6 separate regions of the Mus musculus genome follow, and regions 1, 2, 4, 5 and 6 are each linked to region 3. Evidence: chromatin loops called from intact Hi-C (ENCODE). Cell type or tissue: left cerebral cortex. All regions are shown on one strand. Region 1 holds the start of Plcb2 (phospholipase C, beta 2). Region 2 holds the start of Bub1b (BUB1B, mitotic checkpoint serine/threonine kinase). Region 3 has its middle 6.5 kb from the start of Fsip1. Region 4 overlaps Eif2ak4 (eukaryotic translation initiation factor 2 alpha kinase 4). Region 5 holds the start of Gpr176 (G protein-coupled receptor 176). Region 6 holds the start of Srp14 (signal recognition particle 14).

Evidence for each region. Hi-C counts contacts between places; a loop is a spot of excess contacts. Peaks named below come from ENCODE experiments on the same cell type or tissue, not always from the same donor. Only the 100,000 strongest peaks of a DNase experiment are listed, where the experiment ranks them.
Region 1: a loop joins it to region 3, with 6 times the contacts of the local background. A loop is called at or near these places in 4 of 42 quality-filtered maps.
Region 2: it touches region 3 in a loop (4-fold over the local background); 11 of 42 quality-filtered maps call a loop at or near these places.
Region 4: it touches region 3 in a loop (4-fold over the local background); 16 of 42 quality-filtered maps call a loop at or near these places.
Region 5: a loop joins it to region 3, with 4 times the contacts of the local background. A loop is called at or near these places in 5 of 42 quality-filtered maps.
Region 6: it touches region 3 in a loop (5-fold over the local background); 4 of 42 quality-filtered maps call a loop at or near these places.

The regions. Positions count from the first base shown.
Region 1 is chr2:118,728,418-118,733,417 of GRCm38, forward strand. It overlaps Plcb2 (phospholipase C, beta 2), which reads right to left and starts at 21. Exons shown (of 32, transcript NM_177568.2): 1 at 1-21. In left cerebral cortex, a CTCF peak has its summit at 2,248 (motif pointing left); DNase peaks (open chromatin) are centred at 1,869 and 2,239.
Region 2 is chr2:118,596,126-118,601,125 of GRCm38, forward strand. It overlaps Bub1b (BUB1B, mitotic checkpoint serine/threonine kinase), which reads left to right and starts at 2,086. Exons shown (of 23, transcript NM_009773.3): 1 at 2,086-2,336; 2 at 4,013-4,159. The coding sequence starts at 2,323. In left cerebral cortex, no CTCF peak of the experiment used is centred here; a DNase peak (open chromatin) is centred at 2,063; H3K4me3 peaks cover 482 bases.
Region 3 is chr2:118,260,924-118,265,923 of GRCm38, forward strand. No RefSeq gene overlaps it. Among named protein-coding and RNA genes, the nearest start is that of Fsip1, 6.5 kb to the left of the region's middle. In left cerebral cortex, a CTCF peak has its summit at 2,406 (motif pointing right); DNase peaks (open chromatin) are centred at 1,908, 2,395 and 2,923.
Region 4 is chr2:118,443,096-118,448,095 of GRCm38, forward strand. It overlaps Eif2ak4 (eukaryotic translation initiation factor 2 alpha kinase 4), which reads left to right. Exons shown (of 39, transcript NM_013719.3): 19 at 30-131; 20 at 3,165-3,218. Among named protein-coding and RNA genes, the nearest start is that of Srp14, 34 kb to the right of the region's middle. In left cerebral cortex, no CTCF peak of the experiment used is centred here; a DNase peak (open chromatin) is centred at 3,118.
Region 5 is chr2:118,371,182-118,376,181 of GRCm38, forward strand. Gpr176 (G protein-coupled receptor 176) reads right to left here and starts at 2,238. Exons shown (of 3, transcript NM_201367.3): 1 at 1,838-2,238. The coding sequence starts at 2,006. In left cerebral cortex, a CTCF peak has its summit at 2,774; DNase peaks (open chromatin) are centred at 1,867, 2,243, 2,364, 2,901 and 2 more places; H3K4me3 peaks cover 2,027 bases; H3K27ac peaks cover 2,074 bases.
Region 6 is chr2:118,477,142-118,482,141 of GRCm38, forward strand. It overlaps Srp14 (signal recognition particle 14), which reads right to left and starts at 2,555. Exons shown (of 5, transcript NM_009273.4): 1 at 2,450-2,555; 2 at 2,237-2,309; 3 at 1,780-1,892. The coding sequence starts at 2,473. In left cerebral cortex, a CTCF peak has its summit at 2,530; DNase peaks (open chromatin) are centred at 1,840 and 2,589; H3K4me3 peaks cover 1,841 bases; H3K27ac peaks cover 901 bases.

The DNA of each region.
Region 1 (5,000 bases), 470 kb after region 3:
AGGCTCACATGGCACCCGCCCAGTACTGGTCCGGAAGTCGGGTGCTCTTATAGCCTGCGGGGTGGCAGTAGCTGGATGCAGGACTCAGAGCTTCAGGCCAGGGCCCAGTTGATCTGCCTTGTAAATCAGCCTCCTCCTCCTCCTCCTCCTGAAGCCGGGGGCTGCAGTAGCTGTTTTGCCCAAGGGGGCTGAGCTCCCCTCCTGGGAGTTCCTCCCCCACCCCCTGCCTCAGCACTTCCTGCTCTGGGCTTCCTTCTCTGGGCTGCTGTGAACTGAGGGGCGGGCTATGAGATCTAGAAATGTTGGGGCCAGGACCCCGTTACAAAGACAGGCTTTACTCAGATTTACACACCCCCCCCCCCCGCCAATGGAAGAAAGTGATATATCATGGAGGGGGGTGGGAGATACCATTCCTGAGCCTTGGGCTGAGGCAAGAACACAAACAGTTCTTTAGGAAAAGGGTCCTCCACAGAGCAGGGGTTCTGTCCTCAGAGGGCGGGATCTGGAAGTGGGAGTCAGGGATGGGCCGGGTCCCAGCTGGCACTGAGTGTTTTGAATAAGCAAAGTCTCTCGGACACCCAGCTCCTCTTTCTCAGTGCTTCCTCCCCATGAAAATGAGAGCCAGGTGAGGCAGTATGCCTCTCACCCATGACACTTCTCTGCATCTTTGAACCTTTCAATGAATACCTAAAAACTCCACTGCCCAGCAGCTGCCTCACAGCCTAAGAGGCCCTTTGCTGCCGCCAGCACTGGAGTGTTCCTTCATGCACTGTGTTGCCTCACACACAGATCCTGGAGGAGAGAGGTTCTGAGAGGCAGACCAGAGCCTGCTCTAGCCCCCTGTTCAGGGTTTAGCCCACTCTAACCCAGTTCGGTTCTAGGTGTTGTGATCCTTACATCGTCCATATCTATCCCAGAGGCTCAGTTCCAGCCCAGCTCAGGCCCCAGTCACTTCCTCTTACCTAATAATGCACTCTTATCAAATGGCTTAGCACCGTTGGGGAGGCTAGAAGCTTAACCCATGATTTCCTTCCCCTCTGAGGCCCTGGCCTTCTGCAACAGGTCCCATCAGGGGTCTGTGTGCCACCCCTGACAACTGTGAACTACCCTCTCCAGGCCCTGGAACTACTGGCTAGGAGCCAGTGCATGAGAGTAGGGGCGGGCAAGAGAGAACAGGTTTAGATGAACAGGTTAGTTAGGGTTAGTGAGAATCAAAAGGTAAACTGTGGGTCTCTGGCACTAGAGGGATGGGGTCAGGAGTTCAAGACTAGGCTACAAGAGAGCCTGCCCACCTCCCACCCCACCCCCAATAAAAGTAGTGAACTTCTCAAAGAAAGCTAGCTTAGAAATTAATTGTCCCCAGAAAAGCAATTCTAAGACCAGATCTGAATGAACGGCCTGGAAACCGGCTCCCAAACTCCTGCAGGTGACAGGTGTTCCAACCCCTCCCTCAGTGTCTCTCCTCAAGCCCTGCCTTCAGCCTTGGATCTCCCTGGGAGACTCCTGGGAGCCCCTGCACATCTGGCTGTCTCTGTGGGATCAGGTTTCCTGTCTGTTTGAATGAATTTTGCAAGGGAAATCCCTGCCCCTTCCCAAAGCCTACACCTGTCACCTGCACGGAGCTAGTCCCCATTTCCAAGTTCCTCCTTCCTGTCTTGCCTGCAGCCATAGGCCTGGAAGAAAGCCTAGAAGGGAGGAGGGGTGTCTCTGTTCCTCCTTCAAAGAATTCTGGGTTCTTTGCACCTTCCATCTCTGGCCCTAAGCCCACAGAAGAGAAACTTTATATCCATACCCATTGATGGCATCCCCTGGACAGGCTCTGGGATTCCTGACTGTAGTAACATCAGTGGCGCTCACCTGCTAAATCTGGATGCCAGCCAAAAGAGCAGCAAGCTATTTGAAAGACCTTTACTGAAGAGGGGTTTCCTCTTTTAAAAATATATATACATTGCCCAGCATGGCAAAACACGTCTGTAGTCACAGCTCTTTGGGGGACAAGCTGGAAGATTGTTAGAACGCTGGAGTTCAAGTTTTAAAAATATTAAGTTGACAAAGGAAGAAAAAAAAAACCGTAATGTCAATAATAGTAGAGTGGTCGTGGCTGAAGGAAGAGAAGAAGTCTCAGGAATACATTTGGGAAGTTAGCCTTGGACTGACTCTTGGGCCTTGTGGATTGGAAGGCTTCCCCTTGGCGGGAGGCCAATCTAACCCCCCAGGGTGGAGAGTGGAAGGGCAAGGATGCCCCCTGCTGGGCTCATGGGAAAGCTGAGCCTGATAGGGAAAGAGGCAGACTCCTGAATCAGCCACTCCAGGAAGTCGCTGGTAGATCTGTGTCACTGCGCTTGACAGGTGGGAGCTGTGGGCTGCAGGCAGGGAGGGAGCTTACACTCAACAGCTGTCTCTGCAGGGGTGCAGAGGGGAGGAGGTCCCAGTCCCAATCCCAGCTCGCCCAGCTCACTGGTGGCACTGGACTCATGGGGTGACTGGGTTTCCAATCTGCTCACCAGAGAAGTTCAGGGGTGGAAGCTAAACTCTTATCTTCAGGTGCCAGAATTACTGGCCAGGTGGATAATTTTCTCACCTGATGCAGTGGGATTCAGGAACAGGGAGGCACCTTGTGTATTGGGTTGGGGGCAATGGCTACTTTGCTCCTGTCATGGAGAGGGATCCGTTGTGGCATCCTCTGAAGCCTGTTTTCCACACACTGTTCTATGAACCCAGCCAATTACTGAGTAAGTCTATCTGGTGATGCTCACCTTTTAAAGCACCTCATCTTTCTCACCTGTATAGTGGGAATACCTCACTATACAGGTACCTCATAGGGATGTCCCTGAGCTTGCAAGGGAAAGGGATGGGCCCAGGGGAAGCAGCCACTCTAGGAGGATGCTGGTAGATATTCCATTTGCGATACTGAGACAGCAGTATCATGTGGGAGCTTTGGGGACAGAGCTTATGCTCACCAGCTGCCTCCCAAGGTTAGGTCCCAACTTCCCATGCTCCCAGCCTGACCTAGGACACCCCCTCCCACTTCAGCTTCTCCAGTGCTGGAAGCACAGGCATGTACCACTATGTCTGTCCCTTTCTTACTCCTTCTCAGTGAGTTAGCCTCTGAACCCATAGGTTCTGCATCTGTAAAGTCAACCAACCTCATAGTTTTTTAATGGTAAAAATGGCATCTGTATTGAACATGCAGACATGTTTTTCTTGTCAGTATCTTTCTATATAATACAGGGTAATAAGTATTTTCATGGCATTTACATATCAGGCATAAGGATCTCAATATGGCTTACAGAATGTGGAAGGTATGGTAGGCAATATGCAAATGCTATACCATCTTATATAAGGAATATCTTTGGATTCTGGTGGATACAGGGACCCAGAAGCCAACAACCCATGTATATACCAAGGGATAATTGTACACATGCTGTTCTTTCTACATGTGTCTTCACTGACTTGCTTCACACACACACACACACACACACACACACACACACACACACACACACACACACACACACACACTACAGCTGTTTGTAAGAATCACGTGCTTGGACTCACTTTCCCAGAGCAAACCAAATTAGAGACGCCTCAACTGTAGTCTTGAAATCTGTTGTCTCCAAGCTGCCTGAACTCATAGTTACCAGCACTGGGGCTCAATTTATTAACAAACCACAGCCTCCCATGTGTCTCTCAGCTCAACCCCAACAGCCAATAAGACAGATGCGAAGATGTGGACCCAGGGCGATACCAGTCCAGCTGTCATCAGCTGAAACTCCTTGCATCAGCTGCCCACTGCAGTGCTGGAAACTGAGTGTGAGTGAAGGCAGAGACAAAATACGGACCAGGTGCCAAGGTGCTAAGGCAACCAAGAAGCTTCAAGCATCCTCTGAAACTGGGCTTATAATCCCAGAATTCAGACAGCTGAGGCAGGGAGATCGCCACAAGTTGGTGGCCAGCTTGGGCCACAGAGTAAGGCTCTGACTCAAAATTTTAAAAAAATTTTTAATTAAATTGAAAAAAAGAGTTCTCTGTAGCCAGGAATAGTGGCACATACACGTAGTCCTAACACTCAAGAGGCTGAAGCAGGAGGATCACACATTTGAAGGCAGCCTTGGCTATGCAATAAGATTCTACCTCATAACCAAATGCATGAATAAATAAAAATTCTCTAGAATTCTCAGAGTCAGATGTTGTTCGGCTTCCCTCCCTCCCCTCTGGGTGACAGAAGAACCACCTGGAATGTCATCATGGAAAAGATCAGAAGGAGCAGTCTCAAATATGATTTTTGTTTCGGTTTGAAGACAGGCTATCTCTGTGTGACCCTGTTGTAGCCCTGGCCATCCTGAAGCTCACTACATAGATCAGGTTAGCCCTGAACGCACAGAGATCCACCTGCCTCTGTCTCCTCCATGCTAGGATAAAGGTGTGTGCCACCACTCCTGGCTGTATGTTTCCTTTTGAAGTGTCATTTGGGATCAAACTTACCTGATCCATGTTCCAGGACCCTAGCGGATTGTTTCAAGTCCCAGAAGTTTGCTGTGGGCTCCCAGCAAAAGGGCAGCTCAGTGATGATGAATCTAATTAGGCCCCAAATGCTCCAGTTCTAAAAATCCCACTCCCATCAGGAGGGCCAACGTGTGTCTCCAAGAGACGGTCACCGGTCACCTTGGGGGTGAGAGATGCAGATGGTAGAAAAACATGACACTTGACTCAGTATGTGCTGTTTAGGCATCATCTCTTAGCTGTTCTACCTTTGTTTATACATCTGTAAAAGGGGCCAGTTTTCATATGGATGAGGAGAATAAATTAGTTGATGTCTGTCTCTGAAGCACAGTGCATCACACATAGGAAATGTCCTAGGTGCAATCGATTGCTTCTCTCTTTACTCCTAATTTGGTCCATCCCCCAGCCTTTATTATTTTTTTTAATTAGGGCCCAGATAGAACCACGGCCTCTTGGTTCTGTGACTAGCAGGAAGCTAGTCATTACAGGGATATTTG
Region 2 (5,000 bases), 340 kb after region 3:
GAAGGAGAAACACACTCTCCCACAGCAGCTCTAGAAAACAAGGCAGAATTCCCCAAGCCTCAGTCAACCCAGAGAACCCGTGCCAAACTTCTCATCCATAGACCAGAACACAATGAGTTTGCATCATTTTAAGCTATTGAGTTGTGACATTTCCTACTTGTGCATCAGGAATACTGATGCACACCCTTAAAGATTCAAGGTGCAATCTGATAGATGAAGAAGTCCTGAGGGGAGCTGTTCCACATAACCCAGCATTTCAGAAACAACCAAACACTAAATCTCTAGTCTCCTATAACACGTATTGGTAACTTAAAACCCTGTCAGGAGCATCTCATCACTATTTAGCCCTGTTTTCTATATGATGGTTAGGAGAAAGTGGAGTATAATCTGGCACTTTTTGATGGGGCAGCATAGAGGTCCAAGAGTAGGGAGCTGGGTGAGGAAACTCACTGGATAATGGTGGAAATAGAGAGGTGGGAATCTACCACAGACACACACCTCAGTTGCTTCAGAACTTGATTTGTTCTGATGGGTAGATTGTGCCAACTCGTCCTTTCCCTCAGGTTCACTGTCTTCTGTAGAGAAATTCCCATGGCTCCCCTCTCTACTCCAGAGCCTAGTTGGAAGTTATATGCTCAAATGACTAATTTATCTGTTTCTGGTCTGGGTATCGACGCCCTGACATTCCTTGTTTGTTTGTATACCCCCGCCCCAACAAACGGAGAAAAATTTGACAGAATGGGCTATGTACACCTCTAAGGAGACGAGAGAGGGAGGGAAGATTGAGTCTTAAGGGAGAGGCAGTGCAGTAAGGAAGAGAGTGTAGTACAGGATACAGCAGTCCTGGAGAGCAGTGCAGTATTGTTGCGAGGGAGAGTAGAGCAGCACGGGAGGGAGAGGGAGGCAGGTTGAAAAGAGAACAAGCTGGACACAGGTAAAGACAGAATGAGCAAGAGATTGAGAAAGAGCCAGAAGATTAGGAAATAGAAAAGACTGCTAGAGTGAGTTTGAGGCCAAGCAGAGCAATTCAGGGGCTGGGAGAGAAGCCAGATTGAGTCAGTCAGCTGGGAGAGGAGTTTGAGCCAGAACAGCTGAGTTGAACCAGCCAGGTAGACTTCAGAAAGAACAAGAAAGGGTGAGCTTATTCAACAAAATTGAGAGGCTGACCTAGATTAGATCTTATGGAGGCTAGAATTTTCTAGGAGTGGATCTAGGTCAGCAGATGGAGGCAGTAAGCCCCTCAGACAACAATCACAACAGGAGAATAAAAGTTATTTTTATAGCCTGATCTACAGAGCGAGTTCCAGGATAGCCAAGGCTACACAGAGAACCCTTGTTTTGAAAAACAAAAACAAACAAAAAACAAAAGCAAACTTTTTATTGTGAAGTAAAGTTGCCCTGGATGGTCTTGAAGTCTTGGTCCTCACATCTCAGTCTCCAGAGTAGCTGAACTATAGGCCTGCATTACCAAGCCTTTAGCTCCAGTGAGACAGGCAAAGCGCTTACCCTGTTTGTATTCTGTGTTAGATCGTAGTTTACAGGACATCTGGTAGGCTGCATGAGAGAACAAATGGTACACTTCCAAGAGAATTTAAAGGAAGTTGGTCAAAGTTGAGAAGTTGTAGAGGTCAAAGGGCTTGCTGGGGAAAGGAAGTGCAGTGCTAAACCAGGTCTTGTGTAAAAGAGAAAAACGAGAACACAGTCTTTCCACAGGAAACAGCTGGGTGAGAGTGGCCTAAGGATCCCTGGACAGGTGTTAAGACCTGGGGCTCAGACAAGACCTAGGCGTAGCACAGTTAATTGTTCGGAGCAACCCAGAAGAGTAATGTACTCAAAGACACGTTATGAAACTGAAACCATCAAAGAACCTCTTGTTAATAAAGTGTCTCTCCCTGGGTTCGAAGGCTTGTCTTAGAAAGGAAACACAGAGCAAACTCGAAGTGCCTGAGCACGCTGCAGTGCTAGGACAACCATTGGTCCTTGCACCTCAAACCTGAAACTACAACTCCCATTGTGCATTGCGCAGCGCGTGCTTAAACCCGGGATACACTACAATCCCCAGAATGCTTTGGGAGGAGCGGGAGCGGGGAGCGGCGAGGCTACGTCTGCGTCAAGAGACGTTAAATTTGAAACTTGGCGGCCCGTGCGTGATGGGGGCGTGAGGAGGCTATTCTGAGAAGGAATCGGGTGCGTGGTTTTGTTTAGGAGCACGGGGTGACGATCTTCGCAGCTCCAGAGCCAGCTGAAGGTTGAGGGAGACTCAGTTAGCACTCGGAGGATAAAGGTCTGCGGAAGGGCGAGAGCAAGTATTGGGAATGCAGGATGGCGGAGGCGAGGTAAGGACCGGACGCAAATTGCTGCCGCTGGGTGCTCGGCTGGCGAGGGGAGGATCGAGGAGGTCGGCCAAGAGCAGGTCTCCCCAAACCCCCTTCCCAACGGCGTGGAGCCCTGCATCCAGCCAGGGGGCAAGACTGGGAGAGTTTGGAATTTGCCATATGATCTGGTTCTGAAACTCACCTCAGCCGTTTTTATTTGACCTTGAACATGTTTACGGAGGGGTGGGGGCACGCAGATATTAATGCTGCTTTATGGAGTTCTGGGAGGATTCAAGATGTTTGTAAAGTACCTGCTTTCAACTAATAAGTGTTCTCACTTTGCTAGCAGCTTAGGGATCTGAAGAGCAGAGCACTTGCAGCTTTTCCTCATCATAAAATATAGAGGGTTTTTCTAGGTTAGAATTTAAGATGCATTTCAATTATGGAACTTATAATAACTGGGTAATTGCTGTCATAAGCTGTCATTCATGGAAGAGAATTTATCGACTACCATTTTGAGCACTGAAGGCGAACAGTAAAAGACACAAAATCCCAACCTTTGTGAAGCTTAAGTTCTGGGGAGGAATGAATCGGGGTGTGTGTCGCGGATGGGCAATAAGACATGTTTAACATCAGATAGAATCAGTATTAACAAGTGTAAAGCAAGAGAAGACGGCATTGGAGGTAGAACTAGTGTGGTTTCAGAAGGGTTTGGACATGTAACTCAGGAAGGGCACTTGTTCAAGGTACATAAGGCCTTAGTTCATTACCCAGCAATGAGGCTTGGGGGTGGGGGAGTCGGGGCAGAGGGAGATTTGAACAGAGGCCTCCCTGATGAGATGGCACTTGGGTCTGAACTAGAAGGAACTAGTCACGGACAGGTGAGATGGCTCTGTGGATAGAGATAATTGCTAACCAAGACTGAGGACCTGTTTGGTCACCCCTCCCCCACCCCCGAAACCCCATGGTGGAAGGAGAGAAACAACTCTAAGGTTGTGGCCTGACTTACACACACACACACACACACACACACACACACACACGGCGGGGGGGGGGGGTGAGAATAAATACATTTTTGTTTTGTTTTGTTTTTTGTTTTTTTCGAGACAGGGTTTCCCCTTATAGCCCCGGCTGTCCTGGAACTCACTATGTAGACCAGGCTAACCTCGAACTCAGAAATCCGCCTGCCTCTGCCTCCTGAGTGCTGGGATTAAAGGCGTGTGCTACCATCACCCGGCTTGTTTTGTTTAGTTATGTTTTGTTTTATAAATACATTTTTTTTTTAAAAAAGAGCTAATCATGTACGTATTTAGAAACAGGAGTGGATGCTGCTACTGGTGTCTCATTGTCAGTGGGAACCCATGTCAGACATAAAGCTGCTAGTTTTCTGTTTTTTGTTTTTTTCTAAATTTAAGTTAACTTCGCTAAACTTAAGATGCTTTTAAAAATTATTTTTCCTAGCTTTAACTTTATTTGTACAATACTGTCACCAACACCCTTGCCATGTTCTCTCTTGTGTTGAGCATTTACTTGTAGAGCGTGGGATAGGCTCTGAAGCTGAAGAGAATGATGATGCTCCTGGCGAACCAGCTGCGTCCAACCCCAAAGAGCCAGAAATCCCCTCTCTGAAGATGTCATCACAGTACTGTGCTGTAACACTGTTGGCGTGGGCTTCATTTCTGTTTCCTTCTTCCCAGTGAAGCCATGTGCCTGGAGGGAGCAGAGTGGGAGCTGAGTAAAGAAAACATACAGCCCTTACGGCACGGGCGGGTCATGTCCACACTTCAGGGAGCTTTGGCAAAGCAAGAGTCAGCCGGCCACACTGCTCTGCAGCAGCAGAAACGGTATGTAGTGGAATGCTTTGTGTTCAGCTTGTAAGTCCCTGGTGTGATAGGCAGCATGGGGGTGAAGCTGCCGAAGGCCTACAGGCAGTGGCTCTCAACCTTCCTAACGCTGTGACCCTTTAATACAGTTCCTCATGTTGTGGTGACAACCCTTCCCCCCCAACCATAGCATACTTTGCTGCTTCATAACTGTAATTTTGCTACTGTTACGTATCTGTTGTATAAGAGATCTGATATGCAACCCTGTGTGAAGGTCCTTTGACTCCCAAAGCAGTTGCAGCCCACAGGCTGAGAACCACTGCCCTAAGGAATACTCTTCAGTGAGAGTATGGAAATCTGTTCTTCCGGTTTTCTGATTGCAAGCTTTCAATAGCATGAGATAGTATTTATTTCAGGCTAAAATGTAAAGTGTAACCATACTCATTGAATTAGATCTTTGAGAACCGTGCTTTTATGGTTTTGTTGTAGATGGTAGCATTCTGTTTTTGTTTTTGTGAGACTGGCTCTTTCTGGCTTAGAACTCACTGTGAAGTTCCAGGGTGGCCTTGAACTCAGAGAACCGCCTGCTTTTGCTTCCTGAGTGCTGGGATGACGCCATGTGCCACTGTGGCTTTATTTTATTCTTAGCGCTTGCTCTGGTGCCTGGAGCTTCGTCCTGCACTGGGCTCTCTACTTGTCTGACTCTCCTGCTGTCTGCTCCTGTCATGTCTCATCCCAGTCTCTGGCCTCACTTTTGCTTTTACAACGACCGTTGACGTCTCTTGCCTTCTCAGTGTCTCCTACTGTGATGTTGTAGACAGCCCGGAGCTTGAGAACATTCAGCTTATGATTGTAGGGCTCT
Region 3 (5,000 bases):
CAGAGAAACCCTGTCTCGAAAAACCAAAAAAAAAAAAAAAAAAAGATATAGTATAGATATTGTTCTTTTTTTTTCTTTTATTAGATATTTTCTTTATTTACATTTCAAATGTTATCCCCTTTCCAAGTCTCCCCTCTGGAAGCCTCCTATCCTATCCCCCAACCCCAGCCTCTATGAGGGTGCTTCCCACCCCGCCCCCACTCCTGCCTTCCACCCCTGGCAATCCCCTACACTGGGGCATCGAACCCCCACAGGACCAAGGGACTCTCCTCCCATCGATGTCCAACAAGGCCATCCTCTTTCACATACACAGCTGGAGCCATGGGTCCCTCCATGTGTACTCTTTGGTTGGTAGTCTGGTCCCCAGGACCTCCGGGGGATCTGGCCAGTTGACAATGATGCTCCAAGCCAACCATTGGACTGAGCGTGGGGTCCCTGATGGAGGAGTCAAGGAAGAGACTGAAGGAACTGAGGGGGTTTTCAGCCCCATGGATTGGAGTTCTTAACTCCATTGTATAGTAAAACCACCATTGCATAAACTCTGACATCAGGGCTGTACCTGAGAGCAAAGATATCAGAAATTTCACACCACCTTCTCCACCTTTAACTGTAAATACATCACCCAATGAATGATTTTGATAAAATGCTGATTTGGTCTTTGAAGGGACCCTCACAGGTGATGGATGTCAGGGCTCCTAGAACCTCCAACTGTTTTTTGTTTGTTTGCTTGGTTTTTTTTTTTTTTTTTTTTTTGAGGAGTTACAGGTAAATCATCTCCATGTGCCTACACATCGCTTCTGTTCTGTGCACAAAGGCCATTTTTTTCTTTGTATGTGTGTGCATGTGTAAGTGTGTGCATCCTGTGCAGGTCTATATTATACACATGTACAAATGCAACCCAGGTGTGCCAATATGGGTGTGGAGATCAGAGGGCAATCTCAAGTATCAATACTTGCCTTCCACCTTGTTTAAGACAGAGTCCCTTTATTGTCTTTTCAGGGCATATGTGAGACTGAGATTGGCTAACCCATCAACTTTCTAGAATTTTCTTTCTCCACCCCCATCTCCCCAGAGGAGCTCTGGGCATGCAGATGTCTATTACCGCCTCCAGCTTTTATGGGGCTTTAGATCTAAGAGCTCGGGTTCTCATACTCCAATGGCAAGTGCTTTTACCCAGTGAGCCATCTCCCAGGCCCTCCCTCCAGTTTTTATATTGGATGCTTAATGAGAACCATTAAATTTTCTCACATTTCTTGGTGATGCGACAGAGTTTGGAAAAAAAACTTAGAAAATACAGAGCTACGAAGACTTCGTGTGATCTCTGGTGTTTTCCTTTTTTAAACAGTTGCCTTTTAAAATGTATGCAACATGAGAATTCCATAAACCAAATGGAACCAACTCTGTGTCCCTCACTCTGTTGTTATTCCACACTAAGTCCTTGTTTATATTTTGCATAAAACAATCTTGATAAGTTACCTTCCGTCTCTATATTCTCCCCACTTGATTCGCTTCCAACTGTTCTCGTTTTGCTAACTGCTTAGAGGCTCTGTGGACCTTGAGAGCAAACTTTAATAAACCACTTTGTTTTGTATTTTGTCCTCATTTCTTGCATGTACTTCTGCATCATATCGAGGGCAACACTCTCAAAACAGTTACCATTCAAATATGACAGAACGTGCCATCTTTTCCTAAGCTGTGTTTTCTACAGTTCTGTGTTCTTCTGTGGGTACTCTCTGAAGAGTGTTACTCCTTCTCGAGGAATTCATGAGTAGTTTTTGTAGAATGAATGTATTTTAAGCTAACTTCCCCTGGTCTTATTCCAGGGTGGGCACATATGGCAGTGTTGATTTGGGAGTTAGATTTTGTTTTTGTTTCCTGTCTCTCCTGCTCTTGACACCCGCCTTCTGAGTGGAGTCAGATTTGAAGGACTGAGAAAAAGCCCACATTGCATTCCATCTGGGCTCCAACTGCCAGATGCAGTGCCCCGGCTTCCCTCTTCGCACCATAAGCTCATGCCAACTGTAACGTTGAGATGGGAGAGCATAGTTATCACAGACCAAGCTCAAAAGCCTTTTCTTCCTAAGGGTTGTTAATAGTGTGCGCCACGATGGGGCCCCAGCTCCCCGGATTCTGTGCCTTACATCACTGGAAAAAAAAAATGACATTTACAGGATGCTCAAGACATGGCTCGGATTCTTCATTTCCCATTTATTTCCCCACACCCCCCTGGTTGGCATAATGATTGTGCAGATTTATATTTGGGAAGGTGAGCAGCAAAAGATTAGTGTCCGCTCCCCATCCCCAGTCACTGCAGAGCGAATCTGCCCTGAGATTCCACCAACAACCCACTTTCTCGGCCTCTTCCAGGGCCCGACTTTGACAAAGGGTTATTTGCGTCCACTAGATGGTGCTGGTTATCTGTGGAAATGACTAACCCCCACCTTCAAAAGTTCTTGCTTTCCTAGGATGTTAAGGTGTGATTTAAGAGACCACTGGACTGAAATCTCAGGGCCCTTGAACTGAGCGTGGGTGTGTCTTTAAATAGCCATTCAAGTGGGAGAAGTGAAAATTAGGTCTGAAAATAGTAGCAAATATTATAAATAGCCAATAGCAACCATTTGATGATTTCAGAAAAACAGGAAATTCTCACACTTATATAAAAAACAGCAGATGTGCAAACTGTGTGTTTTCTTCTACTTCCTCTTTTGTTATACAACTTCCAGCACCTTTTAGTCCAGTGTATCCACAGCGTGGTCCACATGAGCAAGGGTGAGCAGGGGAGTAAATCATGTCGAAACAGTGAAGCCCAGGTAACAAGTAGTCTCATTTTTATTCCAAATAAGATGCCTTTTGATAGAGTATCTTTTTATGGTATCAGCTTTAGCAAGTAGAAATGAACTAGAAATGATCACTTGGGGGTGCTGTTGTTAGTCCCTCTCCACTGATTCTGCAGGTCCAGGAGTACAGGAGCCTGAGTTTTAGCCAGTATAGCAGGCAGTGATTCTGAAACAATTGGACCCTGAGCCTACTGGGGAACCTGTAGGAGTTCCTGTTTCAGAGGCTGGGCGGTGGGGCCCGCTGCTGCTCCCAGGAGCTCTCTGGGAGATGGCTCCCACCAGGGCTCTGAAGAGTGGCAGCAGGTGCTTCCTTATGTAAAAACAAAAGTAGAAAATAGGAAATCTTTGGCCCCTCCCACTCTGCTCCATTGTGCCTCTGTGGAATGGAGTCAGGTCCTGGTCCATGGATACTTTTATTTCTTTAAAAAAAAAAAATCAGGATTTTCTTTTAAAGCCTTGATACTTTTTGATGTTTATTGTCCCCAAATCATAATGATGCCTTCAGATTTTTTTTAAAGTGAAAGGAGTTAGTAGGAACATTGTCATGTGACTTTCACTTATTGTCTGGGAATGTCAAGTGGAGCTTGCCAGACGGTGGAGATGATGATAATCAACTTGTACACTGCACACACATGTGCTTATCCCCCAACACACATGTCCACACACACACATATGCACATACATGCACACACACATGTGCTTATCCCCCCGACACACATGTCCACACACACATGCACACACACATGTGCTTATCCCCCCGACACACATGCACACACACATGTGCTTATCCCCCCAACACACATGTACACACACACACACACAAAACACAAAGATTAGTAGAGCAAGCTGCAGAGATTTGTTTTTAAGGACTTTTATTTTTGTTAATGTATTTGTATGTGTGAGAGAGCGAGTCTGTGTGTGTGTGTGTGTGTGTGTGTGTGTGTGTGTGAATGAGTGTGCACCTAAGCACATGTGAGTGTCTATAAAGGACAGAAGAGGGTATCTGGTACCCTTAGAACTAGAATTGCAGTTGGCAGTGGACTAATATGGGGGCTGGGAAGTGCACTCTGGTCCTCTGTAAGAGCACTAATGTAAGAGCACTCCTAACCACCAAGCCAGCTCTCCAGCCTCTAAGATTTGTTTTGAAATCCAGCAAACCAATGAAGACGAGGCTATGTTCTGATTCTTGCTGTGACTTGGGGATGGGGGTGGGGATCTTTTTAATTCTGCCCTTAAGAGTGCAGCTTGCCCTGGGGCATATAAAGTTTGTGTGTCCAATGGGCCTCTCTTTCCAGTGATGGCCGACTAGGCCATCTTTTGATACATATGCAGCTAGAGTCAAGAGCTCCGGGGTACTGGTTAGTTCATAATGTTGATCCACCTATAGGGTTGCAGATCCCTTTAGCTCCTTGGGTACTTTCTCTAGCTCCTCCATTGGGAGCCCTGTGATCCATCCATTAGCTGACTGTGGGCATCCACTTCTGTGTTTGCTAGGCCCCGGCATAGTCTCACAAGAGACAGCTACATCTGGGTCCTTTCGATAAAATCTTGCTAGTGTATGCAATGGTGTCAGCGTTTGGATGGAACGCCAGGGCCAAAAAGGGGGAGTGGGCGGGTAGGGGAGTGGGGGTGGGTGGGTATGGGGGACTTTTGGTATAGCATTGGAAATGTAAATGAGCTAAATACCTAATAAAAAATGGAAAGAAAAAAAAAAGAGTGCAGCTTGCCAAGTCCTCCTTCAGAGAAAGGGACAAGTGTTTCTTTTCCCTAAGGAAGTCCCCTCAAGTAACATCTACTTAACCTTCTCATTATGCTGCTGGCTCCAAAGTCAGGACAAAATACTCGACAAAAGCAACCTAAGGAAAGAAGGGTTGATTCGGGCTCACGGTTTGAAGGGATACAGTCTATCCTTGTGGTGAAGCTGCAGGAGCAGGCAGCAGGAGTGTGGAGTAGCTGGTTACTCCTGTCAGGGTGTAGCTGGGGGAAATGAACGCTGGTGCTCCAATAGGCCTTCTCCCTTTTGTTCATTCTGGGCCTCAGCCCTTGGGATGTTGTTCCCTGTATCCAAAGTATAGCTTCCCCCTTTGAGTTAAACCTCTCTGGAAATGTTATGGACACCTCAAGAGGGTCTCTCTCCTGCATGATTGATTCTAAACCCTGTGA
Region 4 (5,000 bases), 180 kb after region 3:
TCTAAAGGCAATTTCTGTTTTCCCCACAGAAAGTGGATCTCTTCAGCCTGGGAATTATCTTCTTTGAGATGTCTTATCACCCGATGGTGACTGCCTCAGAAAGAATTTTCGTTCTCAACCAACTTCGAGATGTGGGTGTCAGATATATTTGATGAATACATTTCCAGTATCCTCAGTGTCGTATGGAGATCAGAACTCAAGGACTTTTTCCTGATATTTATAAAATAGAAGAGGCTATCAATTGTTGATTTAAAAAACAAAACGGTCTTAGCCAGTAGCCCAGGCTAGCCTGAAACATGAGATTCCCCTCTCTTATCCTTCTGAATGCTGGGATTGCAGTGCACGGCCCCAAGCCTGGCTGCCTCCTCTAATTTCAATGACTCATTGTCCAATTCATGATAAGCTGATCATGCTGTCGTTTTCAGTAAAATGTCTTTGGGACAAGGAGTGTCACCTCATTTAAGTTGCCAGCATAGTGGTTTTAGTAACTAAATTTGTCAGCCTATGTTGTCCTGTGCTCTAGTAAGAGAAATCACACCCCTGTCAACATGCCCAGTGATGAGGAACAGTTTGGTTTATTTGAGGCGAGCCAGCCTAGGCTACATGACATTCCAGACCTTATCTTCTCACCCCCTCCAAACATAAAGGTTTATATTGGATGGATCTGGTTTTGTAAAGCAAATCTGAATGACCAGAAGTTAAAGTGGATCTGAAGTCTGGAGCCAGGTCTCTGTGGTAGAGACTTTGCTAACCCTGGCACACACACATGTGGCTCTCAGCAGTCACTTGAGCTGTTTTTCCCAGTGAAATTCCCACTCATGTTTTTGAGATAAACCCTTCCTCAGTTGCTGTTTGTGCTCATAGGGGTGAGTGTTACAGGGAGCCCGGACAAGGGTGCCCATGACAATGGGGCATTAAGAAAGTAGAAAGTAAAGTCTGGGCAATTTGGACTGTTACTCATGAAACAGGTCTGGAGAGCCTTTCTCATCCTTAGGGAGCAAAGGCAAGCCTAAGTATTTGTTAAGTTAAATCACATAGAACAAGCCAGGCATGGAGGGGCATGCCTACAGTCCCAGCATGTAAGAGAGACAGAGCATGAGTTCAAGGCTAGTCTGGACTACACATGAGCAAGACCCTGTCCACATGGCACTAATAGACCACAGCAGACAAGTGAGTTAGTGAACACACTGAGGTTGCTCCTGAGTCAGCAGTGTACACACTGAGGATGTTCCTATGAGTCAGCAGTGAACACACTGAGGTTTCTCCTGAGTCAGCAGTGCACACACTGAGGATGTTCCTATGAGTCAGCAGTGAACACACTGAGTATATTCCTGAGTCAGCAGTGCACACACTGAGGATGTTCCTATGAGTCAGCAGTGAACACACTGAGTATATTCCTGAGTCAGCAGTGCACACACTGAGTATATTCCTGAGTCAGCAGTGCACACACTGAGGATGTTCCTATGAGTCAGCAGTGCACACACTGAGGATGTTCCTATGAGTCAGCAGTGAACACACTGAGGTTTCTCCTGAGTCAGCAGTGAACACACTGAGGATGTTCCTATGAGTCAGCAGTGAACACACTGAGGTTTCTCCTGAGTCAGCAGTGCACACACTGAGGATGTTCCTATGAGTCAGCAGTGCACACACTGAGGATGTTCCTATGAGTCAGCAGTGCACACACTGAGTATATTCCTGAGTCAGCAGTGCACACACTGAGGATGTTCCTATGAGTTAGCAGTGCACACACTGAGGATGTTCCTATGAGTCAGCAGTGCACACACTGAAGATGTTCCTGAGTCAGCAGTGCACACACTGAGGATGTTCCTGAGTCAGCAGTGCACACACTGAGGATGTTCCTATGAGTCAGCAGTGCACACACTGAGGATGTTCCTATGAGTCAGCAGTGCACACACTGAGGATGTTCCTATGAGTCAGCAGTGCACACACTGAAGATGTTCCTGAGTCAGCAGTGCACACACTGAGGATGTTCCTGAGTCAGCAGTGCACACACTGAGGATGTTCCTATGAGTCAGCAGTGCACACACTGAGGATGTTCCTATGAGTCAGCAGTGCACACACTGAAGATGTTCCTGAGTCAGCAGTGCACACACTGAGGATGTTCCTGAGTCAGCAGTGCACACACTGAGGATGTTCCTATGAGTCAGCAGTGCACACACTGAGGATGTTCCTATGAGTCAGCAGTGCACACACTGAGAATGTTCCTATGAGTCAGCAGTGCACACACTGAAGATGTTCCTGAGTCAGCAGTGCACACACTGAGGATGTTCCTATGAGTCAGCAGTGCACACACTGAGGATGTTCCTATGAGTCAGCAGTGCACACACTGAAGATGTTCCTGAGTCAGCAGTGCACACACTGAGGATGCTCTGTGGACACTTTGGGGAGCAATCTGTATTTTGGAAAGCAGTGTGTGGGTAGCAGTTGCTAAGGCATAGATGGACCGAGGGTGTTTCTGCATGCACCTTAGCTGGGATGGACCTAGATGTCCTTGAGGAAGCCCCTTTCTGTAATCTGAAATTGCTTTTTCAATTCAGGAATATGTAAACTATCGGTTACTCTTGTAGCTGAGGTCCTGCTCATCAGAAAAGCAGGGACTCAGAGGAATTGGAAGTGGGATTTGGAGTTGGTGCTAACTGAATTTGCCCGTTGCTTTTGGCTTGTTTGTTTCTAAGTCAGGCCTTATGCAGCAGCAGCTGGCCTCTGACTTGGCTGTGTCTGAAGCCACCTGTGACCCACCCACCTCCGCCTCTACCTCCCACCTCCTCTTAGGTTGATGATTTCCTGGAATCTTGCCTTTCTTCACCATGTGTTTCACTAAACTGCTTTGTGTTTCTGTGCAACCCTTACACTTAATTTATTCCTTATGCTGACTTTTATTGACAATTACAGTCATGGCAAAAATCTCTTATTTAAATTATCTTTTATTTAAACTTAAAGGAGGTGATTTGCATAACGGAGGCCATCATTTGGGTAACGTCCACATTAATAGACTGTGTACTGAAGAGTGAGCACAGGGCGTGGAGAAGGTGTCATGTTAGCAAATTTTAATTTGCTCTTTGGTTATCTTACTGTGCTGAATAAAAGCTTTGCCTCTGGCAGCCTGCCAAGCGCTTGCTGATTTGAATATAATACTCTTTTAGCCCACATCGCCCAAGTTTCCAGACGACTTCGATGATGGAGAACATACAAAGCAGGTAATTTGCTGAGGCTTTAATTGCTGGTCTGCAGCCTTGGGTTTTAATTACTGTTTCTCTTGGTTTTCAATTAGAAATCTTCTGCCACTCGTTCTCTTGTGTTCACGGAACACCGTGGGGAAAATAGCAAAAGATGGAGGAGCTCTTAAGATGTTACTAGGCTTGAAATGCACTATAAAAAGGCCAGGGTCTGAAAGCAAATTAACCCACTCCAGAGCTCTTTGTGTATTCAATTGTGCCTTCAAGTGTTACTTGGACCGCTGGCTTAGCTGGGAAGAAATGCTTTTACAGCAAATTGCTTTAGATAAAACTTAGGACATACAGGCAAAAAATTATAATCTCTGTTTTATGGGTGAAGTAACTCAGGTTGTACAGAAAGGACTACACTTTCCAAGTGGTCTGCTGTTAGAAGGTCTTGGGATTATTTGGTTTTATAGCACGGGGGAATCAAACCTAGGTCCTCCACATGCTAGGCAAGTATTCCACCACTGAGCAGTAGCTGTTACAGTATTTCAAGCATGGACATTTCTCACGTACACCATAGCTATCGGGGACAGGGGGGCAGGGAGATGGTTCATCCTACGCTAACACTAGCACCCAAATAACATGAGAGACCCTAAGTGAGCTGTGTACCATTCTCTGGTATTCCTTTCTTCTTTCTGATAGTTGTTTGCTGTGGTGAAACCTTCACTCGTTAATACTCAGGTCATAGGGAAATTTCTTCCTTACACTGACTGTTATTGACAGTGATAGTCAGGGCAAAAGTATCTTCTTTAAACTATCAGCATTGAGAACAGGAACATAAACAGAGCATGTCAACATTTGCAACTTCTTATTGGCTGCATGTCTGCATGGCCATTCCACTGCACATCTATAAGAGTTAGGGACTGTTAGTGTCTTTTTATTTCTGTTTGAGTAAGTCTCTATACTTCTATGGTGTTTAGTATGACACTGTTAAAGGCTAACAGGGCTCATTTGGCCACCTCTATTTAATTAGTAAAGAAGTATTAGAAAACAGGCTGTTACCTGTTCTATTTATCTTGTTAGCTGCTATCTTCCATTTGAATTAGTCATTCGCTGAATTTTTGAGTGTCATAACTATAAATACTCACTTCATAGATAGGGTCTCTCTACATACCCCTAGTTGTCCCAGAACTCACTATGTAGACCAGGCTGGCCTTGAACTCATAGAGACCCACCTCTGTTTCCACCACACCCACCAGAAGGGTATTTTAAAGATACATTAGAGATATCTTATGAAATCCATCTAAAAATTGAAAATTTCTGTTCTCAAATATTCTGCCAATTTTTTTATAAATTCTTTTTCTAAGCTACAGAGTTAAGAATCATGAAGGAACAGGTGTGATGGCACGTATCTTTAATCCCAGCATTCAGGAGACAGAGGTAGATGGATCTCTTTGAGTTCAAAGCATGGTCTATATATTTATTTACTGAGTAGACTGTTTAAAAAGAAAAAGGTTTAGGGTACCTTTTAAAGGCTTGTGCTGCTTCAGAGGGCTCTCCACTATGGAGGCATAACAAACAGTGTAAAGCAAGAGGATTCCAGGGAATAGACTCAGTAAAGAAAAGGAGGGAGAGCGAGGACCAGTGTGCTGTGCGGTAGAGGTGCTGCTGTGTGCTTATGTAAGTACTAACATTAGGCATGGGCTCTATGGTAATGTCTAGATATCTCCTTTTTATACAGTCCTTTGTAGTCATAAGACTAAGCTCAGCTTTCGTGTGCTTTGTTAAGGATATGTTTGATCGTTGGTGACAAAGGGA
Region 5 (5,000 bases), 110 kb after region 3:
TTTTTAGACCTATCCGTGAAGGCAGTTTTGCATGTCACTCACAAGTGCTGTGTGGAAAAGAACTGAAAATAAGAGTCCATTTACCTAAAAGTTCCTGAATCCAATTCAAGGAAAGACAGGAAAGAGAAAAATACAGAGAGACAGCTGAAAAAGCATTTCTATACCCACTGTTCACTATGTCTTTTGTAGACATGATATCTATCTTCTATTCCAATAATACCTTTTGAATTCAATCCATGAAAAAAATTTCAACACCAAAGTTACCATGGGGAAAAAGCTATGTGTGTGTGTGTATGTATGTGTGTGTGAGTATATACATACATACATATATATGCATATATATATATATATATATATATGAGGTGTATATTTGAAAAACCCAAAGTCATTTTTTCTGACTTTCCCATTAATATACCTTTTAAGAGAAGCAATATTGGAATTTAACTCTTTGCATAGTACTTTTGCATAGTAAATGTTTAGTTAGTGATTGTTAAATGAATCTCAGAAATATTTGGAACATAGGGTTTTACTGTGTAAATGTGCATTTAGCGGTCCACTTGAAAACACACATCTAGACAATGTCACATGGACAGCTGAAAATGCTCCATGATAGAACGTGGAAGCTAGCTATTACAACAGAAAGGGCTAGAAGGATGACAACTTGAGAAAGTATGAAGGGAAATTCCACACGTTATTTTTTTTCCAAATATAGTCTTTTAATATCTCAGATGTCTTGGTTTCCATGGAAATTCTCAAGTGTCTAGGAAATATAATTTATTCTGACTTTGAAACTTTGACTTCTCTTCTCCACAACATCCACACATAAATTGTAATCTTTTCACATTCTTAAAAATGTCACAACAGAGAATTTAAGCCTGTTTGCTAGTATCCATTGTGCTTGCCAAACCTCAATGGAAAGCAGTCTGATTGTACTGTTTATTGTTTAAAGAGTTGCCCTAAAAAGCAAGAGCCATTTAAGAGTAGGGGGGAGGAAAGATGAGTCTCACCCTAACCCACACACATTTTACTAGCCATTGCACAAGAAATTACAAGAACAGTAATTCTTTCATCCTTTTTATGTCCTGCAGCTCTTTTTGAAAACGGATCCAGTGCCCTGTAACAGAGTAGCGCAGTTCATTTTGGTCAATTTATTTTCTTTAATCCCCTCTGAACAAGGGAGGAAATCTATAATCTTCTGTGAGTGGTTTGAGACATTTGTTGTTGGTTTTTTTTTTTTTTTCTTATCTCTGTTATGCACTTAAAATACAGGTGGAGGAGTCCAGTGGGTTTCGTTTTACTCAAAGATTGTAAAATTATCTGAAGACAATGTAAAGTTTAACTTCACACGCTCTTAAAAAAAAAAAAAAAAAAAGTCCCCGTTACTAGAAACAAACCAAAACTGACATGTAAAATAGAGCTCTCTCAAAAATAATTATCTTATATCGGAAATAGTAGCGCAAAAACACATTTTTGACTGAGTTAACATTCCTTCATCAGTCACAAATTCCCCGGGAATCGTTGCTCCTATTTGTAAACAAGAGCTAGAGGCAGCGATGCTCCCGGGCACCAGAAGGTAAGCGGTGATGCGCGGAGTCTGAAGCTTTGGACAAGGGCTGTCTGGACAGGTCTTTCGCCAGAACCCTGTACCTGTACCATCCTGCCAAGAGAAGCCCTGTCCCAACTCTTCTGCTTCCAGCCTCCAGGCTGGAGGTGACCGTCCTTGCTTAACTTAAACCTCCTTCAACTCCCCGCACATGGCCAGGCACCCCGCACCCCACGGCAGCTCTTGTGTCCTCGGGAAAGTCCGGCCCGCTGGTGGCCCCGCGGGTTGGCTTACCCAGTAGCGAGCCAATGAAGATGACGACCTGCACGGTGGTGGTGAACTGGCGGTACAGCTGAGCCTCGCTCAGCTCCCCGAACGCGCTGAGGTTGGCGCCAGCCTCGGCGCCCGACGTGTTGCGCGGGTGGCTGGTGTTCGGTGACACCCAGCTGCTGTTGTGCCCCATAGCGAAGCCCGGGGTTTGCGCTCGTCCGCCTGGCCTCTGAGCCCAGCGCACAGCCGCTCCTGCCCCGGGCGTGGAGGGACCGACGCTCGGGAGCCAGGCAGCGTCCTGCAGAGCCGGCCAGCCGGCTAGCCCCTCACGTCTGCTCATCGCCTAGCCAGCCATCCGCGAGGAGGGGTGGGAGGGAGGTGCGGCCGCGCCCCATGCCTGCTCCCCCCTGGGCCCGTCAGCAACCACATGGAGGCGGCACGGTCACAGAGCATCGCTGGGCCCTCCTCCCGAGGGGGGGGGAGGGGGCGGGCAGCGCGGCCAAGCCCACCCAGCACACACATCGGTGGCTGCGGAGGACCCCGCGCACGCTCTGATCCTCTCTCCCTAGTGGGATGGGAGCATTTGGCTGAAGCTATATTTCAATGCCGCTAGTAGCTTCGAAGCTGGGGCGGTGCGAATCCCCATGAAATGCCCCAGCCTAGTGATCATAGCTGGGAAGGTGGGGGCTAAACCAAGGGCAGCCAAGGCTGGGCAACAGGCCCTGAGTGTCCACAGCTTGGCCCCCGCACACTCGGCTGAACGCCAGGACTCTGGGACGCTCAGCTGGGGTCTAATCCCCAGGGCTGCCTGAACCCCTGGAGCCGGCTCTGCACCCCCCGCCACTTTGCCTTTACAAGCCGCCCCCACCCTTGGCCTCAGCCCCACCACTCCAGGTCGGATCTTGGCTTGGACAGATTGTCGTGACCTAGCAGGGACCAGGTAGGATGCCCCTAGCGGGGCAGAGCCGCCGCCCGCTCTGCAGCCGGGCTCCCAGCGCGTGCCTGGGGCAGTCGGGGCCGCGCGGCAGGCAGGCGAGGTCACGTGACGCACGACCCACCCCCTCACGCTGCTGGTGAGGGACGTAGCGCCATTTTGCCCCAGTGGAGCGTGACTTCGTCGCGGGGCGCGTGGGAGGCGCGCAGTTTCAGTATCTAGCTGCTGAAGGATGCACTGCGTTTGCTGCTGTGGTTACTGCCCCAGCGTCCTTAGAGGTACAGCCTGCAGGCTCTATATCATTTGCCACTGCCATCTGGGCAGGGAGCCCAGCCTCCCGGGCCCTCCGTCAAGTCAAAGCCTTGTCCATCTTCGAAAGGTGGACTAAAGGAACCCACTGATGGTTTCCCAGGCCCTTTCATTGGGCCTCACCTCCACACGGGGCACTGCTAATGAATTCAGCGATGAAGACTTGGAGGGGGTTTCCTGCAGGCTGATGTAAATTGGGAAGTTGGGATAAGCAGGCATACAAGAAGAAATAATAAGGCAGGAGGAGTGAAATGGAAACAAGGAACTAAGAGAAGGATCAAGGGAAGAAAAATATAGAAATGAGCCAGGCATGGTGGTGCATACCTCTAATCCCAGAGTTTTGGAGGGAGAGGCAAGAGAATTGGGAATTTGCTACAAAATAAATTGGCAGGCTTGAATATGTGAGACCTTTCACGGCAAAAAAAAAAAAAAAAAAAAAAAAAAAAGTGGAGGTCACCTTGATCCCCAAATTTGAGACACACATTCTTTATGAAAATACAGAACCAGGGACAAGGTAACATCGGTCTTACGGTCGCGTCTTAGGTGGATTTTCCACTGACTACAATGATGAGTCAGGGGTAAGGTTCTATATGACATGAGGTGAGACATCATTTAAATGTTATACTTTCTGGTTAATATACAGCAAATTCACAAAATTCAGCGGCTTGAACAACCTATGTCGCCAGCGTCTGGCATCTGGAGGCTATTCGTCGCTGGCAGGAGATACTGGCCGTAACTTAGAAGTCAGACGCAATTGTGCTCCGAATAATCTACATATGGCCTTACTACGTAGCTGCTTAGCGTCCTCATAGGCAATGCTGTTCCTCAAGTGAGGACTCGCAGAAACTACACTGACATTTATAAGTCATTTTAGAATCTACATGGTACCATGTCCTCTGCACTAGATTTGTTGAAGCAGTCACAAAACCATACTACATTTAAGCAGGCAAACCTCAAGGGTGTCGATCACTAGTAAGACGAACATGTAGAATATGGAGCCTGATATTGCAGTCATTAAATAAAAATATGTCAAAAGAGCTTCCTATTGAAAAAAATTTAATTTGGATATTTTTTTCTAGAATTGGTTATGACCGGGTCAAAACCCATTGTGGTTGTTCTGATTTGCTTAGGCTACTGAAACAAAATGCCCTAGACCAAGCAGCTTATAAACAACAAAGTTTTGTTTCTGGTAGCTCCAGACTGGGAGGTCCAAAAGAGCACTAACGCTTGTATACATGAGAGCTTATTTCCTTTTATCTCTTCATTTATGTTCAGAAGAATTCTTGGATTTTAGTATTCTTAGACATTCATTTAAAAGCAGGAAGGATCCTGGGTAGGAGGAAAAACAGATGGAATGGGATCTAGGATTCTTGCAAAGACCAAACTGATGGTTAAGTAAGATGGATGCTGTGGGCTGTGGTTTTCTTTCCTTCCTTCTGACCCCTGTCTTACATCACACCTCCATGTGCTCTTCTGTGGCTTTTACTGAAGGAAGAGAGAAGGCTGGAGAGACAAGTATTTTGTCCTCAGTCCTGTGGTAGGTGACTTCCCATCTTGAGTAGGCTGTTCTGTATTTGTATGTGGCTAGTCCTGTGCCTATAGCCCTGTACCTATATAGTCCTGTGCTTATAGTCGGTGGTTTACTCTGCAGACATTACTCATGTTAACAGCTTCCCATTCTCTTCTTCTAGACACACAGAAAGCAATCTTTCTCAACTGCCCTTTCAAGTAAGCAAGGCCACATGACTATTATGACTAATGAAGTCTGAACAGAAATGATGAGGTGCTTGTAGGCTGAGACAGTGAAATGCTACTTCTGATTACCCAGTCCCTCTTCTGCCCTGCCACAGTGGTTGGGAAGGGAGTCTTGTTCTGAATGGAACTGCCTAAACACAGAGCAGCCTCTGAGTCACCACATGGGAGGACTCATGTCCTGGAGACACA
Region 6 (5,000 bases), 220 kb after region 3:
GTGTACTCACAGCTGTCTAACCACCCTAACCTGCTCTCAAGAACAAGCAAAGCAGCTCTGTGCCTTCTTCCATATGACATCTGCAGCAGGATGGGAAGGCAGAAGTGGGCTCCCACCAAACTATTCACCTCTCTAAAATCCCTCAGACAAACCCACTCTGATAACCCCAACTGTGAGACAAAGCTGGGACGATCGTCCGGTACCACAGTCTTTAAATTTAAGGTAAAACAAAAAACAACCTTATACAGAGCCGGGCATGGTGGTGCACGCCTTTAATCCCAGCAGTTGGAAGGCAGAGGCAGGCGGATTTATGAGTTCGAGGCCAGCCTGGTCTACAAAGTGAGTTCCAGGACAGCCAGAGCTATACAGAGAAACCCTGTCTCGAAAAACAAAAAAAAAAAAAACAAAAAAAAAACCTTATACAGATGCCCCTACGTTTTTCTCTTTGGATTCTGAGCGATATCAGAGGACTTGTCAAAAGTGTTCATTTTATTATGCAAACTACATCCAAACTTCTCCCTCTGCTGAGCACGTGGTGGCTCTGGCCTGGAGTCCCAGTGCTCGGCAGGCTTGGCCTGAACAGGAACAAGCTCCAGGCCAGGATGGGCTGGATAAGCAAGGACCTGTCTCATGAAACTCTATCTTCCATTGATTCAGACTGATATAAGCACAATTCAAACTGTCATAAAAGAAATAATACCTAGGAAAAAGGCTGTTTCACATTTGTGGCAGCCAACCATAACGGCAATGTAGCCTTGCTTTACCTTGACAGTCGTCTCAAGAGAACATCAGCTACCGTCCGCAGTTTCCTGAGTATCCTGTACTACTGTCATTACAGGCTCGCTATAGAATTAAGAAGCATTCGCTCTGAATCCAGGGAATCTTTGTTTTGCATATTCACCCTTTCATAAAAAGATCATGGTTCTTGACTAGATATCCTCTGTAGTGCCAAGCCTAACCTGTAGCTACATTTGTTAAGTGAGCCACAAAGACCTGGAAAAAAACAGGTTAAAAATAATCATCTAATTCCCAGAACCTATGTACTGATGGAGCAGCAGAGAAAGAAAACACAGCCAGTCATGCTTCACAGCAACTCCTAGGAAAACGGACCACATGCTCACTACCACGGACTCCAGCAGAACAAGCATTCGGCCTCTACTTTCTGCCTAACAGTTTATTGCTGATAGTTTGTCCTACAAAAACAGGAACTGTGAAGGTGGTGCACACCTAGGATTCCACCACGTTGGAGACAGAGGCGACCTAAGGAACCTCAGTTACCCGAGACCTTATCCCAACCAAACAACCCACCCCCTCCACCAAAAAGAAGCAGAAGTAGATCCTGATCCCACAACAGCCTGGGAGTGACAGGCCAAAATGACAGGGAAGGGGGACCCGGACCTAATCCTGACATGCCCCTCCTCCCTCGGGGTGGGGGTGAGGCTCAACCCAGAGCGATGACTTAGCGGGATGAAGACCCTGGCTTGGGTCACATCTCCAACTTCACAAAAACCATCACTGTCATCTGTCTCAGTTGATGAGACACTCCTGTGACACCAGCACGGGCTGAAGCGCCTGGTGTGAGCTTCCTAAATCACAAGTTCAAAGTCAGCCTGAGTAGACTGCAAGACACTATTTTAATTTTTTTTAAATGTGTTCCCCTAGCTAGCACTGAGATAGGTTGCTCCTGTACCTTGGCTACTTGAGAGAAAACTGACTTTTTCTGAGTCGGCCAGGCCAACTCAAAAGAAAGCAGAGCCTTAAGAAAGGCCTCCAGCTCACCACGGTGCTGATCTTCCTTTTCCCATCCGTGGCTCTCAACAGACACTTGTTTTCTGCGGGCTCGAGGCCCTCCACAGAACTCTTCCTCGGGATAGGTTTGGTGCGACCGTCATCTGTGTTTAAGAAAAAAAAAAGTCCACCCAGGTAAACACCACCACAGGCGTTGCTTCTGGGTCCAAAGTGATGATCGTAAGGAAGGGTCCGCCATCACTCAGGATACAGCCAAAACTAGGAGCAACGACTCGCTCGATAAACACTGGGACCCCGAGGCATATTCTTCCTCACTAACGGAGCGGGGGCCGGGCTGCCTGACAACGGGCGTCGGACACACTTGGGGCCCCACTGTCACGGTGAGTGGGTGGCCGGCGCCGCACCGGCCACGAGCCCCGGAGGTGGCCGGTGCGGACAGGCCGGGGGCCGGGCTGTCCCCTCCCAGGCGGCCCCGGAGATTGCTTACATTTCTTGAGGGTGATGAACACGCTGCCCGACGAGCGGCACTTCTGGAAGAGCCTGGTCAGCTCCGTCAGGAACTGCAACACAACACGCCCCGTTAGGCAGCCTCCGCTCCTCGCCCCGCCGCCTCACGGCCCCGGCCCGCCCGCAAAGGGAGAACCGCGACCCGAGCTGACCCCACTCGCTCGAGTCCCGGGCCCTCCGGGGCCGCCGGTACCTGCTCGCTCTCGAGCAACACCATCCTGGGCTCCGCAGGTCCGACGCCGTCAGCAGAAGCCTCCAGCGGTTACAGCCGGAAAACTCGCTCGCGCTGGGCGGGACTTCCGCTTTAGTTGCACGTCTTCCGTCAATCCTCGCTTCGCTCGGGTTGCCTTGCGCCTGCGCGCTCGGCGCCTCCTCCCGCGTCTATCCAGGATGAGGAGTGACGCTTGCTTTCGGTGGTTGGACTGCGTTGTCAAGCTACACCGTAGGCTGTAGGAGGGAATGAGAGCAAAAGAAAGACTGGATAGACATATGCAAGTCACCCAAGAGTCCACTGACTCACTTTCCCCATTTTTTACACAATGATCTGGTTTCTCAGAACTTGCTGATGAAGATGAAGATGTGAGGTGTTTTTATAGATGCATTGTTTACATTTAGGAATAAGTGGCCAAGGAGCTCCAAGTTAAACTCAAAGCCGAAAGCTAAAACAGCAGAGTTCGCTGTTTCAGTATCTTTGTTTGAGGTATCTTTAGACAAAGAGTACTTGCTCTGAAGGCACTGTTGATCTATCTCATCGGCAGTGCTGAAGTCAGCAGGAAGCACAGGCTAGACCCCAGAAAAAGGTGCTTTTTTTTTTGTTTTGTTTTTTTTTTTTTGTTTCCAGGGTCCATAGTTTTTTCTTTCTATCCTACTTCAGAGGGTGGGAAAATATGTGAAAGTGATTGGAGAAGGAGCCGGGGATCACACGGGGCCTTTGCCACCGTTAGCAGGGCCCATAGCCACAGAAGGCTCAGATGTTGTTCCTGGTAGAAAGAGGGGAGTGGGGAGGGAGTGGCTCATCGGTGGAGTGTGAGTATCTGGATTTAAGATGTTTAAAAATCTTAAATTCAGACAAGAATGATGGCCCATGACTTTAATCTCAGCACTCAGGAGGCAGAGACAGGCAGAGGATCTCTGAGTTCAAGGCCAGCCTAAAGTGGAAACTTCTGGTTTCTTTGGTAAATCGGTTATATCAAAGAACATTTCGCTGAAGCAGACACAGGTAAAAGGATGTTTAGAAAGAATGAGAGATGAAGGATTCTTCGATAACAACATGCATGCATTGGTTCACCTTACATTGAGTAGCTGAGCTCCGTTTGTCATGACCCCATAGAGAGAAATGCACACACACACACACACACACACACACACAAAAACTTCTGGTGATATGCTGCAGTTTCTTGCCACTTCCTCGGACTCCAGCCAATTGGCAGAGTGATGTCAGCTGATACAGACTCATGGAGTTTTGCTAAGTCAGACTGAGGCAAGACCCTTAGAGGACACGTGATGTTTGGAGGGAGTATAAATAGGACTCAATGGACAGTGATGGGGGCTTGCATAGTTAGTTTTGGAGTGCTTCTCGGTCTTGCGTCTTCAATGATCTTCACGTCATTCAGAGAGACATGGCAGAGAACTTCTCCTGGCTTAATTGCTCCTGCTGGTTTTGGTGGAGGCCTGGCAGTTTCTGCTAGGTCATGCCACCACTGCTGATTCATGTTTGCCATCCCAACACTTCTGAGTTGGACTGCTGGGCTGCTTCTCGGTGTATTAATGAAGTATTTGCGAGTGGATGGAGCTGCTGCTACTGAACGCTATGAACTGAACTGCTGATTTCCTGACAATGGGGGTGGGATTTGCTCCAAAGAATAATTTCTAAACAGATACACTTCCCCTGTATCCTAATAACCTGTAGGTAGTGGGCTAGAAGGGAGGTTAGAGCATTTAGGAACCATTATTAAAAGTAGGGTTTGAGAAAATTCAAAAGTTACGCCAACCTGGTCTAGAGTAAATTCCAGGAGAGCCAAAGAAACCATGTCTCGAAAACCCGAAAAGCAAATCCAGAGAGAAGGTCTTGATAAGAATGCCGTACACAGACAATGAAAATCATATTTATATTTGAAAGATTCCCCCACCTGTGGCATAGAGAACACACTATAAAGAAGGCAGAACTGAGTGTATCTACACGTGCCTATAATCCCAGAGATAAGGAAACTAAAGTAGGAAGGTAGATGGCAAATTTGAGCCCTGCCTGGGCTACAGAGTGAGTTCTAGGCCAGTGTCTTAGGGTTTCTACTGCTGGGATGAAAACACCATGACCAAAAAGCAAGTCATGGAGGGAAGGGTTTATTCAGTTTATACTTCCAGAGCACAGTTCCATCACTGAAGGAAGTCAAGACAGGGACTCAAACAGGGCTGGTACCTGGAGGTGGGAGTTGATGCAGAGGTTATAGAGGGGTGCTGCTTACTGGCTTGCTCAGCCTGCTTTCCTATAGAACCCAGGACTGCCATCCTAGGGATGGCACCACCCACAGTGGACTGGGCCCTCCCCTACTGATCACACTTATTGATAAAATGTCTTACAGATGAATCTCATGAAGACATTTCCTCAACTGAGGCTTCTTCCTCTCTGATAACTCTACTTGTGTCGAGTTGAAACACAGAGCCTGCTAATATAGCCAGCCTTGGCTACATGGGGAAATCTTTCTTAGAGAAAGAGACACAGAGACAGGCAGAGAGAGAGAGAGAGA